Linked DNA regions of Homo sapiens: region 2 is linked to region 1. The links are chromatin contacts, found by Hi-C or POLR2A ChIA-PET in ENCODE. All regions are on one chromosome and are shown on one strand. Each heading gives the region's core, a stretch centred on a gene start or an enhancer-like site at or near the end of the contact. The rest is flanking DNA. Distances are from core to core; before and after follow the strand shown. Region 1 holds the start of SUCLG1 (succinate-CoA ligase GDP/ADP-forming subunit alpha). Region 2 holds the start of RNF103 (ring finger protein 103).

The links. Hi-C counts contacts between places; a loop is a spot of excess contacts on that map. ChIA-PET counts read pairs that join two places held with the same protein, here RNA polymerase II (POLR2A). Pooled maps may share reads with other maps.
Region 2: a pooled map shows a loop between it and region 1 (9-fold over the local background). The contact joins the promoter of RNF103 here to the promoter of SUCLG1 in region 1. A Hi-C loop is called at or near these places in 1 of 37 single-sample maps with no recorded cell type and 10 of 50 pooled maps. POLR2A ChIA-PET finds 5 or more read pairs at or near these places in 1 of 52 experiments (GM10248).

What each region holds. Positions count from the first base shown.
Region 1 is chr2:84,456,352-84,461,497 of GRCh38, reverse strand. It overlaps SUCLG1 (succinate-CoA ligase GDP/ADP-forming subunit alpha), which reads left to right and starts at 2,218. Exons shown (of 9, transcript NM_003849.4): 1 at 2,218-2,325. The coding sequence starts at 2,229. It also overlaps a transcript of DNAH6 not described here. RefSeq lists a silencer at 1,672-1,861 and an enhancer at 2,042-2,181.
Region 2 is chr2:86,621,815-86,626,960 of GRCh38, reverse strand. It overlaps RNF103 (ring finger protein 103), which reads left to right and starts at 3,096. Exons shown (of 4, transcript NM_005667.4): 1 at 3,096-4,300. The coding sequence starts at 4,075. The region is part of intron 2 of RNF103-CHMP3 (RNF103-CHMP3 readthrough); the gene reads left to right. RefSeq lists silencers at 2,906-3,075, 3,156-3,695, 3,966-4,045, 4,226-4,275 and an enhancer at 2,901-3,195.

The DNA.
Region 1 (5,146 bases), core at 969-3,468:
ACTCAATCTGCATACAAAGATGAGTGGTGTGGTATTGACTAGTGTGGTTGTCCCCTACCTATGAGCTACAGAATTGAGGTAGGGGTGTTCCCGGACCAAACTGAGGGTTGGGCTGCTATTTTTTGTGGCCCAATAATGAGATGTAGATGAACTGGGGAGGAAGAGAGTTTTTATTTCTGCAACCGATTACAGGGAGAAGGCCTGGAAATTATCATCAGACCAACTTAAAATTACAGTTTTCCAGAGCTTATATACCTTCTAAGCTATATGTTTACTTGTAAGTGTGCATTTATCTAAAGACATAAGTGATTAACTTCTTTTAATCTATAACTAAGGTCTGAGTACTGAAGACCATCCTCTGAAGCCTCAATAAATTTACTTAATCTACATGGGTTTAGGTGCTGGGGTGATTACCCTTATCTTATCCCCTGCTAAATCACAGAGGTTTGGAGAGTTCTTTCAGACCTCCAATAAACTTGTTTGTGGAGGCCTGGGGAGTTTCTTCGGACCTCCAATAAAACTTGTTTAATCCTAAATGGGTCCTGTTAAGAATTTCTTCATTAATTTGTCATGCTTCAAGGCCCAGGAAAGGCCTAGGCAAAACCCTTGGTGGGTTTCTGTTACATCTCAGCCTTTGTATAAGGGCACTGGCTTTTAATATTTAACTTAACCACTCAGTCAGCACTGAAACATTGTTATGGAGGCCTGCGTTAGTGAGACCTGGTCTGCCACAGGGGTGCAGTTATTACAAGAGGTTGAAATATCCTAAGTCCATCAAACATTGCCTGTGGATCCAAAAAATAATCTATATACTACTATTTCTCCTATATATATCAATTCAATTCAACGATGAGTTATTTGTGTAAGGCATTGTTCTAGGTGCTGGGGATACTCCAGGATACAAAACAAACAAAAATCCCCGTCTTCATGGAAATACAAATTTTCATTAAAAGTGTACTGAAATTATATTTTTTGTCATCATGCATTTTATCAATTAAATGAAACTAAACATATAACTTATCAAGCGACAGCTCAGGAATAATTTTGCTATTTAAAATAGCAAGGGATTTTCTATTTATTTGCCATAAAAATGTCCATTTTGTTATAATGGATATATCTGGAAACCACTGATACTATTTAACTCTGAGGAATTTAGTTATCACAAGAACATGATCCATGAGGGAGGAGTTTATTTGCAGTGAAGTCCAACCTGTTAATGACAATATTTGGATCATAAAGGAAGTATTGGGCAATCTCCTGGGGTAATCCCACTCATCCATCCCACAGCTCAGTGCCAATTATAATGACTACCTAAGTAAATTAGGATTGCAATTTTATTGACAATTCTGATGAGGAATCTCAGGAGCACGATTTTCGGCAGAGACGCAGATTACTTCATCTCTTGTTTACCTTTTGACTCTGGGACTCTCTGAGGTTCCTTCTAAAGCTGTTACAGAAGAGGGAACTGTTTGTCCAATCAGGGAGCAAAGTCACATTTGACCTCGAATTTCAGCCCTTAGGATCCTCAGGGAATAAACACTCATGCACTTAGTGCTAGTCAAAGACTGCATGATTATTTAACTAAAAAAATTCACATTCCAAGAAGTTAACTGTCAGTAAGATAGGTTTTGGTCTTTCTCATCACATCTTTCCCTTCACAGGCCACCAGTGCCAGTTCGAATTCCCGTCCCCAGCGGCAACCCTTCCGGGTCCAGGCACAGGTACGCGGTGAGAAATATTATTCTCTCTAATAGCAAACGAGGAAAACGAAGGGGGAAGGAGATGGGCCTGGGATACAAAGTTCTGGCACTGCTCTTCGCACCTCACCTCGCTGTTTCTTCCCTCCTAGTCTTCAAGTCCCTTGTCTCCCCGGTCTCACTGCCGCTCTTCCCTCGCTCCCTTCCCGCCGCCTCACTCAAAAGCTACGAACCAGTCGCGGCCGTCAGACTACATTGCCCACAATGCCACGCGCTGGCCAGTCTCGCGTGGGGTTTTCCCTCAGCTGCTGTTATAATTAATGTTAATCAAACCCACATTTCTAGGAAGGAGCCGAGTTATTATCTGCCTCTCCGATAGGATGCCTCTTTGTCTTCACCTGCCATTCCCGCTGTTTCGTGAAGAATCCTCTGTAAAGGGAAATTTGTTCAGGCGACTGCTGTGGCCACCCTCTGCCTCCTCCGGCCTCTGCCCCTGGGAGGTCCCCGGGGGCCTGGGAGTGTCATTGGCGTATGACCGCAACCCTTGCCGCTGCCGCTGACATCGCTACCATGGTCTCCGGCAGCAGCGGCCTCGCCGCCGCCCGTCTCCTGTCGCGCAGCTTCCTCCGTGAGTCCAGCCAGTACTGTCTTCCTGGCGCCCGCGGGTTATTGGCCCCGCCGGACCCAACCTCCTGGCCCAGGCCGCGGCTGGGCCCTCAGGGCTGGACCTCGGCGGGGGCCTGGGAGCCGCTTGGGATTCCGGCTTCGAGTCGGGGACCCCTACGGTGGAAGGAGCTTTGCTGGATACGTGGGGCGGGGGGCATGACTTAGGCCGCTGGCAGATGGAGATATTGGGTGGCTGAGCCAGGATTCGGGTCCGGGAGCCCTGCAAATTTGGGAGCTTGCTCTCGGCCCCGCGGTGACAAATGACAGGATGGGGGTGGCGTCTAGACTGGCCTTATTTGGAGTTGGGGATGAAGAGGTCCAAGGTGAACTTGGTGGGGAAGGTAAGGGTCTGGGTTGAGAGGTAGAGGAAGAGTGTCTCAGTAGGAAGTTGGGGGATGAGGCTGTCCCTAGTACGGAAAGGTCCTGCACTTCGAATTCCCCCTCTGCAGGATTGTATGTCAGGGAAAGATGGTTTCTGCACACGGAGTGGGGTCGGCATAGCCGCATAGACTACTAGAAGCTTATGGTTGGCTGGGACCTAAACCAGCTTATTTGCAGTGTCTCCACCAGGCGATTTGTGGACACATCCGTTCCCGAAAACTTAGTACCCAAGGTTGCTAGTCTTTGAGACACGCTGACTATGGAAAATTCTTGCCATATTCAAAGTCTCTGTGCTTGTCAGGTAGGTTATAGTAGAAAGAAACTTTGGAATCAGCCACATCAGGGTTTGAAGTCTGGCTAGTCCCTTTTCAGTCTGTGTAATAACCCTGGACACTTAATCTGTTTTTCAGTGTTTCCAATCACATGAAAATATTAACACATTTTAAGGGGCCTGAAGCACCATCACTTGTAAGGTGGACCATTATTTTGTTTACCACTAACAATGAAGAACGATTGCTTATTAAAACTGTGACACACCAGTGGTTGTCACATGTATCCTGGTTTTTTAAAAAGTGAAAAAAAATGTGCATTTTAGCAATGATGATGTACAGGATGATCTGGGTTCACTGCAGAATAAGTGGAGCAATTTATATAAAGCATCTCGTATGTAACAAACACTCAAAGTTAGTTTTCTTTTTCCGCTTTGCTCTTAATTCTGCTTGTACTGAATATTTTATGAGACTTAATTCCTTTCTTGAGAAGATTACATTCTGAAAGTGTACATTGATGAGTGTGCACTCAATAGCTAACACTTAGTTGCCAATCACTTGAGGACAAAGGTCTGGCTAGATAACGTTAGCAAGTATGAAATGGTTTGTTTGGTAAAGCTTTCTGGAGATTCTTGAGAGTGTTGTAGGCAGAAGGACAAAAAGAATTCATTATACCCAGTAATCACTCAGGTCAATAAAGTTTGAGCACCAAGAATGAAGTATATTGGATATGGTTTTAAACCAGCTTAATTTGAATAGATAGTGGGTTAGAATGTAGAAGATCAGATGTGCAGCACAGCCACTGTGGTGGGAAACCCTAGGAAGAAGTTGCCCACCTGTGTCTTTCGCTTCTGTGGTCTTGCTAGTCTGAGGTTCTGAAAGATCCTAGCCTCAGGTAGGTCTGCTGTCTAGAAAAATCTAGAGAATAAAGGAAGAGTGTCTAAAAGATCTAGTTCCTTACTCCACCCTTAGCAGTCCTCTCAATCCTCTTCCCACAGAACTGGAAGTGTGTTCTTCCTAGACTCCCAGGATCATTTGGCCCTAGAGTGACCATCTGGTTTAGTTTTGTTACTGGAGTGGGCTTGAATTATTCAAGTCATGTGATTAACTTGTTATTACGGGTCTGAGATTTAAACCAAGATGTATTCTATATTAAGAGGGGTTACAGACAACAATGCTTAATGTGTAAACACCTCTAAATTCACAAAACTCTAACTCCTCTTTCCCATGCCACATTTCCGAGCCCATTTTCACTCCCACTAGAAAAATAGCAGCTACAACATCACCTTGCAAACTTTTTTTTTAAAAAGGGACCAGAAATTATTTAGTCTGTGAAGCTAATAGAGCTACAGATGTTAGGGAATTTTGTTCCCTCTGTTAAGTTTCAACTTATGGTACATTACTTGCTGAAGGTCATAGTGTTGCAATATTGATTAGAGTTAACAGCCACAGAAAAAACTCAAGTGAACACTGGTAGATGCCTTCCGGAGCCCTGTTTTATAGCTTATGAAAAAAGGAAAAGTGGCCTGGCACGGTGGCTCATGCCTGTAATCCCAGCACTTTGGGAGGCTGAGGCGGGTAGATCACAAGGTCAGGAGTTCAAGACCAGCCTGGCCAAGATGGTGAAACCCCGTCTCTACTAAAAATACAAAAATTAGCCAGGTGTGGTGGCAGGCGCCTGTAATCCCAGCTACTCAGGAGGCTAAGGCAGGAGAATTGCTTGAACCCGGGAGGTGGAGCTTGCAGTGAGCTGAGATCGTGCCACTGTACTCCAGCCTGGGCAACAGAGTGAGACTCTGTCTCAGAAAAAGAGAAAAAAGGAAAAGGATCCAGTTGAAGTGGAGAGAGAAAATACAATGAAAAATGAGGAAGAGTTCTTCCATGAGAAAGTTTAAGGATTTCATAAGCACCCTTGAAGTTGAAATAGTGAAGTTTTAAGAGAAGCATAAAGTAATGCAAGGTCTTTTTAAAACTGGTCAGTAGTTTCTGTAACTTGAATCTTTTAGAATAAATAGGGAATAAAAGCCAGTATTTTTGAACCTCAGAATTTTGGTATTTTAATGCCAGAAAGTAAACCTTAAAACCCAACTGGTCCCATACCTTTGTACGGCAGATGAGGAAATCCCAAAAGTT
Region 2 (5,146 bases), core at 1,847-4,346, 2.2 Mb before region 1:
CCAACACGGTGAAACCCCATCTCTACTAAAATACAAAAAATTAGCCCGGCGTGGTGGCACGTGCCTGTAGTCCCAGCTACCTGGGAGGCTGAGGCAGGGGAATTGCTTGAACCCAGGAGGCGGAGGTTGCAGTGAACTGAGATCGTGCTACTGAACTCCAGCCTGACAACAGAGGAAAACTCCCAAAAAAAAAAAAAAAAAAAAAAAAAGAGGTTAGGGAGGTCTTCTGATTGTCTACCAAGGTGACACTAGTCCACTGGACCAGGCCCTTTAATTGCAGTTTGCACACTCTTGCCACAATATCAAATGATAAAGCATTTAAGCCATCCTACATATGAACAGAATCTGAGATATAAAACCAATAACCCAGATTAATAGCCTATTAGAAAAACAGATTATGAAAATGAATAATTCATACATTCTTCTGTTTTTGAAAATAAATTCTAATTAGTCTGCCCAGCTAGGCTTAGTGGAAACTGAAATCAATCTCATGGGAAGACAGCCCACACCTCCAACCCCTGTCATCTTTGGAGTCCCAGAGGATGAACCGCTGCCGCTAAACCTCCGGACCAGGAAAACAGTCCTAGTGGGTTTTTTTGTTTTGTTTTGTTGTTGTTGTTTTTTTTTTAGATTACAAAGTAATACATGATTATTTCAGAAAATATAATAAAACAGAGATATAGCATAAAAGAAAAAATATTCTAAATCCCATCACTTAGAGGTGAATACACCTAACAATTTAGTGGATACATCTCTGTCTTTTTGTAATACAGATACAAAAATAGGATCATATGACGCAAACTTCTCAGTCACCTGGTTTTTTTCACCAAACACTATATTTTGGACATGGTTCCATGTCCATAACCGTGTGTCTACATTTTTCTTTTTAGTGGCTGCCTCATGGTTCATCATTTGAATTACTGTATTTGATCAATCCTCTGTCACTAGATATTTGGGTTCTTCCTTTTTTCTTTCCAGCATTAACTCTGCAACAACGACGAAATTCTATACACACATCTTTGTGCCCATGTCCAATTATTCCTCAAGATAAATTTCCTGAAGAGAGATTACTGTGCCAAAGAGCTTGTATTTTATGGGGGGCTTCTAACCCACATTGTATACCCCACCAACATAGAATGTGCTTGTCCATACTCTCTTATTCAGATGACCCAATGTGTTCTCTTATCAATGCTTTTATCCCTCCTGTGGGTTAACCATGAATGAAACAAAGCAAGGGGGTTGGGATGGGAGGCAGTTGAAACAAACAAGAAATTTAAAAAGAGTTCTTTAATTCCTTCTTTCTAGTCCCTCCCACACTCTAATGTTTTTTTCCAATTTGGAACTCTGGCCTGACTGGTTCCACCCTCAGCTCACACACCAACTTTCCCTGCCCATGCCTATTCTGTATTTTTGAGATTGGGTCAGTCTCTCCTCACTAGCGAGTACATACATTCCTTTGAGGTGAGGGACATCACCTTCAGTGTCAAGGTTTGGACAATATCATCAAAGGGTCACCAAGACATGCCCAAGAATTCTGAAATTTCAGAACCAGGCTTGTTAGAATCAGTTGTTTAACACAGTCTCCCACACTGATCTGCCAGCCACGAGAACAAAGCCACATGGAAGCTAAAGACACAGGGGCAGTGTCCAGTTGCTGGCTGGACATTCCTACACCTCCTCCTCTGATTCTCAATGCTCCCTGGGCCCATCCCCTTCCAACTCCTCCCCCACTAGCCCGGCACTGAAATGCCCTTGTTCACTTTATTTTAAATGGGCACCATTCGGAGGCTACATTCTCACAGTCCATTCTTTGCTTCCCGTTCCTCCCTTGCTCCATGACCTGGGATCATGATCCCTTTCTTCCTAAAACTTTCACCCCTAGTTTCAGATAGTTGACAGTTTTGCACAAATAGTAACATTTCCCCGTAATTACTGTTTTTTTTTTCCTTCCTTATCAAAAGGGGCTGGTCAAAGCCAACCTTGTTCAGTTTATGAACCCAACTCCTTCCTCCCTCAAGACTGACACAGAGATTGACGTAAAGAGTACGCTCGGCCCGGTTAAATTTATAAGCACAGAACCAGGTATCGCATGCTTGTCCATGTGACTCTTTTTTTTCTTTTCTTTCTTTCTTTTTTTTTTTTTTTTTTTTTTTTTTTTTTTGAGACGGAGTCTTGCTATGTCACCCAGGCTGGATGGAGTGCAGTGGCGCGATCTCAGCTCCCTACAAGCTCCGCCTCCCGGGTTCACGCCATTCTCCTGCCTTAGCCTCCCGAGTAGCTGGGACTACAGGGGCCCACCACCACGCCGGCCTAATTTTTTGTATTTTTAATAGAGGCAGGGTTTCACCGTGTTAACCAGGATGGTCTCGAACTCCTGACCTCGTGATCTGCCCGCCTCGGCCTCCCAAAGTGCTGGGATTACAGGCGTGAGCCACTGTGCCAGGCCCATGTACAAAATAAAGCACCCGGAACTTTGCACCTGGACTTATCTACACTCGACAATCTTTGTCCTAGGAACTCAGGGAGTCCACACCAGGCTTTTAACACCCTTGAGACTGAAGGAGGGAAAAGGCTGTAACTGGCAGCGACAACTGGGCCTAGTATAACGCGAACTCCAGTTTTGGCCAAACCTCCTCCAACACACATGTGCAAAGCCACATTCTCATGAAGAGGGGGCAAAACATTTGCTTTCTGGGTTTAACCTTCTACCATCTCAAACCAACTGTGCCAAAAATTTCCCTGTTCACCAGGATTCATCAAAAAACGTACATTTCTATTTTCACCGATTTTAAGAGAATAATTAACTGCTCTATTTTTACAAAAAATACACAAAGTGATACAATCTAAAGACTAATCCTCAGACAAAATCAATTGCTAAACATTGGAGGGGCAAAAGGGGAGACCACGCCGCAAAAGCACGGAGAGGCAACTTTCGGCACCGCGGGAAGGCCCCGACCACGCTGCGGCTCCGCCTCTCCTCCCGCCCCTCGTTCGGTAGTCCGGTAGCCCCGCGGCTCCCCGAATTCCCCGCCCTCGGCCCCTGCGGGCGCACCCTGCAGGCCCCGCCCCGGCCCCGCCTCATCGCGACGTCAGTTGTTATGTCTCGGCTCCGGCCGCGGCCGCCGCTGATACACGGTTGTGGAGGGTACGGCCGCGGTCTCCGGAGGTGGCGGGGGTGTTGGGGACGGGTGCTGCGACCGGCACTGCCCATCCGAGCGGGACGGGCGCTGAGTGGCCGGGAGGCAGCCGGGTAGCCGCCTGGAGGAGCAGTCTCGGGGCCTATTATTGGTTTTTTCCCTCCGAGACCGATTCCATCTGCAGAGACCGCGACGCCCCATCCTGGGCCGGGCCGCAGTGCCCGCCCGCCTGAGAGGCGCCGCCCGCCAGCCGGCCCGAGCGAACCTGGAGCCGCCGCCGTGCCCGCCGCTCTTCTCGCGGAGCCTGGGCGGTCGGCGGGGCCTGGGGCCTGGGCTTCGGGCGCGGCGTTGCGGCGGCCGCTCCTCCCCGCGCAGAACACGCTGGGCCCCGGGCCTGGCCCGGCCGAGCGCCGCGCCCTCCTGACCCGCGGCCGCGGGAGTCCGGCCCCCACGGCCCCTCGGGCCCCGGCCTGCCGCCCGGATCCCCGCCTCCTGGGCGGATCTGAGTTATTTTTTGGTCTCCCCCTCCCCCTTGAGATCGCGGCACCGGAGGGCCGACCCCGCCACCTGGGTCAGTGCCCGCCCCGGGGGAAGCGTCCCTCGTTTTGTTCTTCCCCGCGAGCTCTCCCCGCGCCCCTCTCCTTTCTGTGCTTAATGGATGGGGGTTTTGAGTTTTTCCCCTTTATTTTTGTCGGCTCTTGACTGGGAGGCCCGGCGCGAGGCTCTGCGTCTCTGCGTCCCTCGTCGCCGCCTCGCGCCCGCGCGGATCCCGTCACCTGCTTCCCCGCCGGGGATGGCCGGCCAGTGACGGCGCCGGGTGGCCCGCGCGTGGACACGGGGCCCTCGCCCAAGCTGCCACCGAGCCGCGGCCCCCGCCCTCGACCCTTCTCTCTCCCGTATTCCGAGCTCTCTGGAAAGAGAGGAAACTCCAGGGAAGATGTGGCTGAAGCTTTTTTTCTTGCTCCTCTATTTCCTGGTCCTGTTCGTCCTGGCCAGGTTTTTTGAGGCCATTGTGTGGTATGAAACTGGCATCTTTGCCACCCAGCTGGTGGATCCGGTGGCGCTGAGCTTCAAGAAGCTGAAGACCATTTTGGAGTGCCGGGGGTTGGGCTACTCAGGGTTGCCCGAGAAGAAGGATGTCCGGGAGCTGGTGGAAAAGTCAGGCGAGTATCGGGCTTCCCCTAGGGTCCCCTCCACCTGGGAGAGGGGACGACCTGTACCTCCTGGTACCTGGCTGTTCCCCCAGAGTGAGGCCTTTCCTGGAAGCGTTAAAGCTGCCCAGGTTTCTTCGTCCAAGCTTCCTACAATCAAGTATGCGGATCCCAGCTTTGAGGAGGAGTCTGAAATTATTTGGAGGAGTGTTGGTGTATCCTTTTAAGGTTATCGTAAAATGACAGTTTAAAGTGTGGCTTCTTAGCGTTGTTTACTAAGTTGAGTGATTTTCTCAAAATTCTGGAATATCAACTAGTTACAAACTGGAAAGCATTATTTGTCAGTTGAAGTTCATAAAAACGTAAGAAAAACTCCAAAACGTTGTCTGTCAATAGCAATATTTGTCACGATAGTAATAATAAGATACCCAGAGTGGGGACACATCTTTGGAATACTTACTATCAGAGGCACTTGGGCCTAGGATTTAAATGTTAAATCATGAGTTTGAATATAGACAGTATACACCGTACAGTATTAGCTTTTCAGACTTTAAGTTTGGTGAAAATAAGGCGAGCATTTTGTATAAATGCCTGCCATGTTCGAGTTTATATTATATTTCTGTTAGGATTTTTAAAAATTTGCATCTTGGATGTGTAAAAGAAAAATTTTTTTTGTCTTCTGTGTCACAGGTACCCTTGCATTGTTTAATGGGTTGAGAAATATACGTGAAATAGTGCTGAGAGAATATTCAATGTCTTAAAGAATGTGTTTTTAGTAATTGTTGGTTTTGGTAGGATTGGGTGAGAAATATGGTTAATTTTTTTCACTGCTGCACAAAGTATATCTTTGGATATACT